4 separate regions of the Mus musculus genome follow, and all the other regions are linked to region 2. The links are chromatin loops, found by intact Hi-C in ENCODE. Cell type or tissue: gastrocnemius. All regions are shown on one strand. Region 1 overlaps Pdlim4 (PDZ and LIM domain 4). Region 2 has its middle 40 kb from the start of Slc22a5. Region 3 overlaps Slc22a4 (solute carrier family 22 (organic cation transporter), member 4). Region 4 overlaps Gm12223 (a long non-coding RNA gene).

Region 1 (2,500 bases), 120 kb after region 2:
GCAGCCTTCTGGTAGCCCAGAATACACAGCACAAATGGACATTATTCAGGCTCATTGAACAAATGAGCCGAGGTGGTTTCTCACCCAGAGCAAGCAGTGGGGTAGGTCCACAGATTTAGGATCCTGGACAGCTGTGGGTTCGAAATGCATGTCGTAGTGGTACAGCGCTATGTGCTGTTTGAGTTCATCGAGAAGCCGACTCTGGAAGCAGGGTAATAAGGGTTGCTCTCCTCCCCACCATTTCAGAGACTCCAACTTGGTGTTTGGCTTGCATGTCTGTGTGAGGGCATCAGCTCCTCTGGAACTGGAGTTGCAGATGGTTGTGAGCTGTGTCCAGGACCTCTGGAAGAGTAGCCAGTTCTCTTAATCACTGAGCCATCTCTCCAGACCCGTCAAAGTACCTTCTAAGGCCCCATGCCAGCCTGTGAATGGGCTGCCCCTCTAACTCTGGGACAGAGAGGTGAGAGTGGCTAGCAGTACAGACCAGACATTACTACTGTTTATCCCATGATATGAAAGGGCCTGAATCAGGAAGCGCCGAAGCTCAGAAAGTTTACTCAGAAATTTTAATTGCTGCCTCAGCTTCCCCAGTCAGTTTCGGCTGGGTGTTGTGGCTGTCTGTTTGATGATGTCATCTCTATCTGTTGCTATTTGTCCTTTTATTGGGAATCCTCACCGGAGGGAATTCTCTTCATTAGAAACTCCAACTGACTGCCTTAAAAGGGCTTCCCTAGTCGATTCCTATTGGACATTTTGAGGCCAAGTTGGTTCTGTTTTGCTTCTAACCATCCATCCATCCATCCATCCATCCACCCATCTGCCACTTATTCTTTTAAATTTACCTTACTGCATGTTTAATAAAACCGAAATGGTAGCTTATTCCCCAGACTGTGCGGAACATGGCGATCAACAGTCATTCATCAACCCGGTAACTTTTATAGTTTTAAAAGTGAGAGTCTGAATAGGTTTATGTAACCAAAAGGTACAAGGCAGACCTCACTTCGAGTGAACTGGGGCGCATCCAAGGAGTGTAGAATTTCTACTGCAGGTGGGGGAAAAGGACCAAGCTTCTTAGAGGGAAAGGCAGTGTTAGTTCTAAAGCGCTGACTTTTGTCTCAAGAAAAAGTCAAGCTTGCCCCCTAGTGGGAGGAGGAAGGAAGAGGAGAAGAAAAATAGAGTGTATGGACAGAGAGCGACTTAGGAAGAGAGTACCAGGAAGGGGGCACCACCCATGCAGGCTAGGGACCACCCCTGGCCACTCATGCGGACAACGGGCACACCAGGGCTGTCATGGTCCATGCTTTTTTTTTTTTTTTTTTTTTTTTTTGCATAGGTCTTGATTCTATAGAGATCTCTTGCCTCCCTCCGTCTCTTGATTCTCAGCTTTCCTGACCTCACCCAGGCCAGGCTCCTTGTTACACTACAGCAGCAGACCATAGTATTAACGACACTATCCCTTATGGCTTACTCTGCCATCCAACTCAGGCTGTGGGAACAACATGAGAGCTGTCTGGCTCACCACTGAATCTAATGTCTAGAACAGGCCTGACACCTGAACCGATCTTACAACACATTGGAGCTATGGCCTGCACTGGAGGTTATCAGGCCAGACACTAGCTAGTTCCAGAGCAAGCAGAAGGACTTTATTAGAAAGGCCAGGAGGACATATATTTACACAGGCCATGAGGGAACATTAAGTGAAGCAGAGGCAAGACAAGATTTTCCAGCTCAGACAAGTTCCACCTTAGCATTGGGGTATACAGCCACCACATCATATCCCTCCGGCGGCTTGACTCGAGCCTTGGCGTGATTCTCACAGTACAGCCGTTCATCTAGGAAGAAGTACCCACGCTGTTTGAGATTCAGGCCGCAGTCGCTGCACATGAAGCACTCCGGATGGTAGAGCTTGTCTCTCGCCTTGACAATGGTTCCCCTGTTGTGGAGGACAGAGGGACAGGTGACTGACAGATTCTAGGACAAGCCTCTACCCATGGCCTTGGAAAACAGAAGTGGGGTCGTGGGGGTGCAGGTGGGCAGACTGGGTACTCACACGATCCCGTGGCCGCAGCGCGTGCACTCTGGTAGCCCCTGCAGGCCACTCAGTGGAGCACCGAGCTTGCTGGCTGCTGGTTTGAGGTTCCGGGGACCACCAGACCCAGGCCGATCCCCTGAAATCCAGAGGGCAGGTGGTATGGATGGGGTAGGTGAGATAAGAACCCTACTTCAGCAGGATGTTGCTTCTGGAACACGATGACCAGAAGCTTAGAGGACAAGTTCTTGGTTTGTATGAGGTAAAGGAGAGTCACGTGGGTGGTGGAGTGGGAATCGGGAGGGTGAGAGCACAGTCACAGTAAGGCACAGAGGGATTTGAAGAGGGGGTGGATGGCTAGAAGGTGTGGATTGGGTGGTGTTGGAAGGTGAAGGGTAAACTGGGCACGGTAGGGGGAGGGGAGGCAGGGGAGGTAAGGTGTTGGGAGTCTTACCGCCCTCGCCAGCCTCT
Region 2 (2,500 bases):
CGGGCTCAGATAAAGGCCATTTTATGTCATAGGGCAATCATGCCAGCTGTGGTGGTTTGAATGAGAGTGGTTCCTTACAGGATCATACATTTGAATATGTTGTCTCCAGTTGGTGGAACCATTTGGGAAGGCTTAGAGGGTTAGAGGTGTGTGTAATAGGGGACTGGGGCTGGTGTTTCAAAGGACTTGCATTATTACTCCTGCTTATGGGTCAAGATGAGAGCTCAGAGCTATTCCTGCCAGCATGCCTTTGGTCAACCATCACAGACTCTGACCCTATGACTCCTCATGCTCACAAACAAACGCTGGAGAAACCAGGAACGTTCATCACTCAAGGGTGTCTCCTCAGAGTAGGAAATAAATACCTGTTTTCCATCCAGAAGCCTGGGAGATGATATTCTTAACGACCCAGTGACCTTTGCTATCTGTAGAGCCAGACCTCACCCAAGTACCCAGAATGCTTATTTTATCTTAGATTCTCTTCCTAGTCCTTTAGCTCCCAATCAGTACTATCCATCCTCAGGGGGGTGTCACATGTACTTTATAGCCTGCTGATCTCTATGCTGTCTCAGTCAGAGACCACACCAGATCCTAGACCCTTGAGGTCTAGAACCCATCTTCATAGTCCCATGTACTCTGCAAAGGAAATTCTATGCAGTCACACATTAAGGGTTATTGCGTGCCTGAAATCAGGATAATTGCTGCCTGGAAACTTTTCCAAACCGTACTTGGTTAAAATATGCTTACACCACCTGGCATCAGACTCTTGATTCCTGATAGTTTGGTTCACCCTAACTGAGCCTAGCTGAACTGAGTTTTCTTTTCGCCTCTTTGAGGTTCCTTTCCCTGTTGGCCATAATGCTTGAAGGGACCCCCACGTGTAAGCCCAATTAAACTCTTTCTTTTATAAGTTGTCTTGGTCATGGTGTTTTATCCCAGCAATGGGAAGTAACTATTACAGCTGCCTTCTGACAATGTTGTTTTCTGAGGAAGAGGCCAGTGTCAGACACAGAGACTGTCTTGTCCAGGAGACAAGAAGTGGCTCTTATAAGACCCTGTGTGGAGTCAGACTCTAGGAGACTTGCCCATGACTCTCCTCTGTGTGTGACCAGTCACTGGCCCGTGAGACAACACTATCTCTCTCAGCTGTCAGGACACACCCCCGTCCTTGAACCTTGAGACACGCTATTCAGAAATTAGCTGCCTCTGGAGTTTCCCAGAGCTGGCAGAGCTGCAGCAGCGGAAAGAAGCTCGTTTCTGTTCTGCTTTGGGAACAATTCAGGTTCTAGAATCAATGAAAAGGGTAATTCCTAAGATGAACATTTACCATCCAAGCATCCAGATTCCCAGAGCAGGGAGGATAAAAGTGCAAGGACAGATAGAACTTCTCAAATGAAAATCTGTTGGGTTTCAAATCTAACTTTGAGGACTCCCCCCCACGCCCCAACCCCCAAAGCCTGGAAAGTAGCTATTCTATTTCTAAAACACCAGAGGGCGCTGCTGCGCTGAGGAAAACCAGAAGTCACTCTGACTTGTCCTTCATTCAAGTCCTTCTGGGACTTGGAGCAGCCTGGGATGCCATCTTTTCTGGGACAGATCAGTTTTCAGCGACACTTTCAGGCCTTCAGACCTAAGATCGTAACACAAGTGTTATCCCAGAACCTAATGTTAGCAGTTTCCCTCCGAGCCCGCTAGAACGTGAAGGGTGGACCCAAGCAGACAGTGAGCCCTGTGACTGCAGTCTTCTCTGTTAACTGTTGGCCTGACACACCTAAGCTCCTGCCCACCCGTGACCTGGCCCTCTTCTTCTCTACCCTGCACTCGAGGCCATGGCCACGTGGGGAGGAGGGTTGTGGAAGGCGGTGCCAGAGCTGTGGTACTTGAGGGGGCTGGGGCTGCTGCTGGGCGGCTGGCTGGGCCTGTGGATAAAGTGCTTGCAGTACAAGGATGAGGATGTGAGCTCAAATGCCCAGGACCCGCTTAAAAGAGCTGGGCACTGTGGAACACGCCTGAGAACCCAGTGCTGATGGGACAGAGACAGGAGGCCTCTGGGGTAAGTTAGCCTGAGAGCTCCAAGTTTAATGTAAGCTTATGCCAAAGAATAAGGTGAATGGCCAGCTGGCTGGCTCAGTGCCAGTCCTGGTCAGCTGAGTTGACTCCCAGGGCCCAGCGTGGTGGGAGGAGAAAATTAAGTCCCACTAGTTCTCTGCTCTTTACATATGTGCACCCCTCTCCCCAAAACATTAAAAAATAGTTTGGGGAACAATTGTGAAATACGCCCAGTGGTTCCCTCTGGCCTGTACATGCCCATACTCCTGTGTTCATAGTTACACACATCTTGTGAGCACACACACAATACAAACAAACAGAACGTAAAACTCATCTGAGGACCGACTGCCTGACACACTCCTCACTCACTGCTCCTGTGACAGGGAAGGACTGCTCTGGCTCCCCTGTCACACTTCTCCCTTTGTAGGCCACCAACCATCTGCTTTCATAG
Region 3 (2,500 bases), 58 kb after region 2:
CTTTGCCTGCTTCCTGCTCGCACTGAGGAGGTTATCTGTACAAGAGTTCAGGCCTGGAGAGATGGCTCAGCGGTTATGACCTCTTGCTGCTCTTACAAAGGGTCCAAGTTCCATTTATAGTGCCCATATGGTGGCTCGTTCTTTCCTACACTCCAATTCCTGGAGATCAGACACTCCCTGAACACCAGGTACAAAAGTGCTGCACTTACCTTCAGATAAAACTGTCGTTCACATAAAATACAAATTTTGTTAAATCTAAAGAGAGAGAGAGGGGTGGGGGGAAGGGAATCCAACAGACACACAGCAGAAAGACCCTTACTATTACTTTACTATTACAGTCCAAGGGGTCACTGAGAATCATCATGAAAAGAAACCGGTGAGGGCTTTAAGATGCAATGTGCCTGCAATGGGGCTGTAAAACTGAGCAGCCAGACTATGGAGAGTGATTCAGCTGCATAAGACCCAAACCAACTCCTCCCATGAAGAGACTGGCCAAAGAAGGCCCTTGTTCATACACACAAAGCACATAAGCCCACATGCAAAATACACATAAAAAAACCCCTAAGGACAGAATAAGACACATCTCACCCAGGTAAACGAAATAGGGGGCAATGATGCTGCCCACCCGAGAGGCCATGGAGGTGATGCCCACAGCCATGTTCCTGACCAGGGTTGGGTAGAGCTCCGCAGTGAAGACATACAACATGGAGAAGGCAGAGGTGATCCCAAATTTCCCCAGCATCACCAGTCCAATGGACACAAAGTTATAATCTGGAAAAGAGGCTCATGTCAGACAGGGTGCTCCTAGAACCAACAGTTAGCTGTTTGATTGTTCCTTTTACTGCCACATGATGGTTCCCACATAATGTGCTGCTGGACAAGACTGCCCTCAAATCCTAGCCACCAGATGGTTGGAGATGGAAGGCAATAGGTGGCCTGGACTTTGAACTACTCTTATTTTGGATTATCAATGCATCCTGTGACCTCTGTCCATCTGCTTTTATTTGATACCACAGTTTCATAGTGACTTGTTAGATGTTAAATACAGTTAAATTTAGTCTATAAATGTTGGGCCCTGTTCTTCCTGATTTTTATTATTAAGCAATATAGTTCTAGGGCTGGAGAGATGGCTCAGCGGTTGGGAGCACTGACTGCTCTTCCAGAGGTCCTGAGTTTGATTCCCAACAACCTCATGGTGGTTCACAGCCATCTGTGATGGGATCTGATGCCCTCTTCTGGTGTATTTGAGGACAGCTACAGTGTGCTCATATAAAATAAATGAATGAATAAATAAATCTTTAAAAAAAGAAATATAGTTCTAGTTGGGTTCAGTGGTGAAAGCTTTAACAAGTACTTTTTCCATTTTTTTGTGTGTGGTGTGCACATGTATTTGCATGATTTTGCATGTGTGTAGTCATGAAAGACCAGAATTACAGATGAACCATGAGGCTTAGCAGTATTTATGTGGGTTCTGGGATCTGAACTCTGGTCCTCATGCATTTTAATTATTGAGCCATTCTCCCATTGCCTGTGCATGCTAATAATCCCAGCTATTAGTATTTCACTGGCTGAGGCAGGGGAATTACAGATTTAAGGCTAGCCCAGGCTATGTAATGAGTTCAAGGTCAGGATGTGTCACTTAACAAGATTTTGCCTCTACATAAAAATAAAGGGTGGGGGATATGGCCCCATAGTAGAGGGTTTGGCTAGTGTAAGACCCTGGGCTTAAGTGTTGGTACTGCAGAAGTTAAAAAGTTAAAGACAAACACAAACAGTGTTATTTGCATGTTAACAATGTATTGATAATGTATTAACTTGTAGTTTAACAATAGGAGAAAATTAGACACACTTGGAAAAGGAAATACATTACTTTTAGCATTGGAACCTTTTGTCATTGTTTAGTCTTATTGCACCATCCCTACATTCATTCATTCATTCATTCATTCATTCATTTCTGTGGGGGAAGTGTGTGTGTCAGAGGAAGAGCTGCAGGAGACAGTCTTCTTCTTCCTCTATGTGGGTTCCAAAGATGGAAGTCAGGTTCTCTGGCTTGGCCAGAAGTACCTGTGCTGACTTTGAAACATTCTGTTTGCATGGTCTTGCTGTTTTTGTTTGTGTTTTGAGACAGTGATTTATGCAACCTGAGCTAGCCTCAAATTCGCTATGCAGCTGAGACTGGCTTTGAACTGGTCCTCCTGCCTCTCCTTCCCAAGTGCTGAGATTATAGGGATGGGCAACCATACCCTGCTGGGACAGTTGTTGTAAACATGTCACAGTCAGCTGTCATCTGATGAACGTTTGGTGATGTTGAGGCAGTGTTATGGGGAAATGGTGACTCATGTAAGGGTGGTCACCTGTCCTGATATTCTAGGCCATTAATGCATCTATTTTTTTTTTCTGGGATGTTGTTAGCCTGGGCCAACTTCTTACCTTCAGGTACCACTTGGATCAAGAGAAGCACACCTCCTCCCCAGAATAGCACCCCAGCTATAATATATCT
Region 4 (2,500 bases), 330 kb after region 2:
TGTGCCTCAGTGGTACCAGCAGACACAGTGAGGATTAGTGCTCCAGAAGCTCATGAGTCCCACGGCCTGGGCTTCTCTGTGCCTCAGTCTCTTCTACCGTCATAATAGGGGCAATCCTCGACAACTTCGGTCCCCGTGGGGATTCTGTGTCCCTCTTCACTCCAGGAAGACAGCATCTTTGCCCAATACACATCCATGGCCATGAGCCCAAATTCAAGTTTTTTGAAGGAGAAAGAAGCCCCATTCACCCCATGAGAACTCCTTCTGTCAACCTGGGTCTCCCTCTCCTCCATGTTCTCTCACCATCCCAGGCCCTGGAACCCCCATCCTCTCCATTCTTTAGGACTGATTTCTGATGATACCCACAGCTCCCTCCCTCTGCCCTGGCCCTTTCCTATTGCTGTAAATTCAGTAACCATGCACATCTCTACACCTGCCACACCCCAGGCCTCGGTCATTTAGTTTTCTTATCTCCATGGTTGTCATGCTGGTTGGGCTGTTCTGGGAATAGAGAAGTAAGAATGAGGTGAAGGGACCAGCTGAGGTCAGAAGGGATCCTGCCTCCACCTTGGTCACTAGGTCCTCAATCACACTGAATGGTTTGACTACTCAGACTCTCCTGTGCCTAACTCACCCTACACTAAAGACATCTATGTCTTTACCACACAGAACCGGATACCTGACTCCTCCCTGTATCTTGCCCATCCACTGCCTGCTGGGGGGAGTCCTGTCCCTTGGGTGAACTCCTGAGCATCGCTTCTAGTGTAAGGCACCCGAGATCACTATCCATCCATCCCCTTCATGTACCGACCCCCACCTCTCCTTGCATTTTGCTGGCTAACTGGACAGAGTCAGGAGGCTCCAGTAGGCACTAACCTCTATCTCATTATCCCTGCCTCTGCAGGGGGAAAGCCTTGGAGGTCCTCAGCAACTGATTCAAATGGTAATCCAAACCAGGGAGGAAAAACCTTTCTTTGTCTGGTGAGTCTCAAATTGTTTAGCCAGGTTCCTTTCCTTAGATACTTGCCTTTCTGGAAATTTCTCCTTGATTCATTCTTCTGGGGTCCCACATCATCTTAGGTAAAGAAAAGATGTGCCTCCTATCTTGCCCTCCTGGAAAGCTGTACTTGTAAAATTAAGATAAAAGATAAGTGAAATTGCTAGTGGCTGGTGTGACCTACTCTCTAGAAGGTGGCCTTATCAGCCTGTCCTCTCAGATCTACCATGGAGTGTTGCTGCCCTCTGCTGCCCTTTGGATGGACTTACTGACCTAGTACAAAGGGCAGTCTGAGGGCCATGACAGCTGCAAGCCACCCAGCTCTGTGATGATGTTGGATCAGGGAGTCAGTGCCCTTTTTTTGTCTGTGGCTGGGCATAATAAAGGACCTGTCCCCCTGGGTCATTATAACAAGGAATTATGCACAGCAAGGATTGTCTCTAGTTTGAGAGGCTGAGAAGTCTGAAGAGAAAGAACCAATCAGCCCAGTTGCTTGTTAGCACCCCCCCCCCCCCGCCCAGTTCACAGACAGCTGTCACACTATGTCTTCACATGGAAAGGGGATTCAAGGGGCTTCCAGGAGTCCTTTTCTTTTTAAAGACATGTTTTTAATTATGTGTAGGGAGGTGGTGGGACTTCTGTGTGTATTAAAGCCAGAAGAGGGCACTAGATCTCTCAGACATGGAGCTACAGGCAGTTGTGAGCCACCTAAAGGTGTTAAGAACTGAACTTGGGCCTTCCATATGAGCAGTCCATGCTCTTAGCCACTGAGCAATCTCTTTAGCCCGGAGTCCGTCCGTCCGTCTTTCTTTCTTTCTTTCTTTCTTTCTTTCTTTCTTTCTTTCTTTCTTTCTTTCTTTCTTTCTTTCTTTCCTTCTTTCCTTCTTTCCTTCTTTCCTTCTTTCCTTCTTTCCTTCTTTCTCTCTTTTTCAAGACTCCACTAGCAAATACCATTACACAGTATTTAGGGTTACACACTCAGTCTAAGTCCAAGGCACATAAATATTCCTCCAAATCCTATCAAGAACCAACCACAACTTGATTCTGGATTCTAACCTAGGGCAGTGTTTGGGCAAGGCTGTGCTGTCCCCAGACAGGGTCTGAGGTTTGAGGTCACAGGTAAACCTATGTAAGACAGGTCAGTGGTCATTTCTGACTCAAGCTGGCCATAGGCTACAGACTGGACAATTCCAGGACGTTCCACAGGATGTCTGAGAAGGCTCATTCTCACTTCAGGAATGTCGCCTCCTCCTTCCACTCCCTGCCTGCAATGTATCTTGTGTTTCTGAACTCTCTCCTTACCCAGCCACTAACTTCTGCTTATTGTATGTTTCTGCAGCAACAGAGACCTGGGCCACCTCAGTGTCCAACTCAGAGCTGGGGAGAGTGTCAGACATCACTCTCATCCCAGGGCCTTCTGTGTCCCATGAGTGCTCTGAGTACATTGTGGTATCTGGCCATGGCTCCAAAGAGTGTGTCCTTCAGTGAATCAGCTAGGCAAGA

The links. Hi-C counts contacts between places; a loop is a spot of excess contacts. Peaks named below come from ENCODE experiments on the same cell type or tissue, not always from the same donor. Only the 100,000 strongest peaks of a DNase experiment are listed, where the experiment ranks them.
Region 1: a loop joins it to region 2, with 2.6 times the contacts of the local background. A loop is called at or near these places in 16 of 42 quality-filtered maps.
Region 3: it touches region 2 in a loop (2.7-fold over the local background); 15 of 42 quality-filtered maps call a loop at or near these places.
Region 4: a loop joins it to region 2, with 7 times the contacts of the local background. A loop is called at or near these places in 10 of 42 quality-filtered maps.

What each region holds. Positions count from the first base shown.
Region 1 is chr11:54,053,307-54,055,806 of GRCm38, forward strand. Pdlim4 (PDZ and LIM domain 4) reads right to left here. Exons shown (of 7, transcript NM_019417.3): 5 at 2,484-2,500; 6 at 2,051-2,168; 7 at 1,622-1,933. The coding sequence ends at 1,729. Among named protein-coding and RNA genes, the nearest start is that of Pdlim4, 14 kb to the right of the region's middle. In gastrocnemius, a CTCF peak has its summit at 1,141 (motif pointing left); DNase peaks (open chromatin) are centred at 1,162 and 2,022.
Region 2 is chr11:53,930,067-53,932,566 of GRCm38, forward strand. No RefSeq gene overlaps it. Among named protein-coding and RNA genes, the nearest start is that of Slc22a5, 40 kb to the left of the region's middle. In gastrocnemius, a CTCF peak has its summit at 1,490 (motif pointing right); DNase peaks (open chromatin) are centred at 1,553, 1,816 and 2,097; H3K4me3 peaks cover 222 bases; H3K27ac peaks cover 386 bases.
Region 3 is chr11:53,988,194-53,990,693 of GRCm38, forward strand. It overlaps Slc22a4 (solute carrier family 22 (organic cation transporter), member 4), which reads right to left. Exons shown (of 10, transcript NM_019687.4): 7 at 2,431-2,500; 8 at 589-771. Among named protein-coding and RNA genes, the nearest start is that of Slc22a21, 9.1 kb to the left of the region's middle. In gastrocnemius, a CTCF peak has its summit at 1,246 (motif pointing left); no DNase peak of the experiment used is centred here.
Region 4 is chr11:54,255,944-54,258,443 of GRCm38, forward strand. It overlaps Gm12223 (a long non-coding RNA gene), which reads left to right. Exons shown (of 9, transcript XR_003949549.1): 8 at 905-981; 9 at 2,337-2,500. Among named protein-coding and RNA genes, the nearest start is that of Csf2, 7.3 kb to the left of the region's middle. In gastrocnemius, a CTCF peak has its summit at 1,242 (motif pointing left); a DNase peak (open chromatin) is centred at 1,244.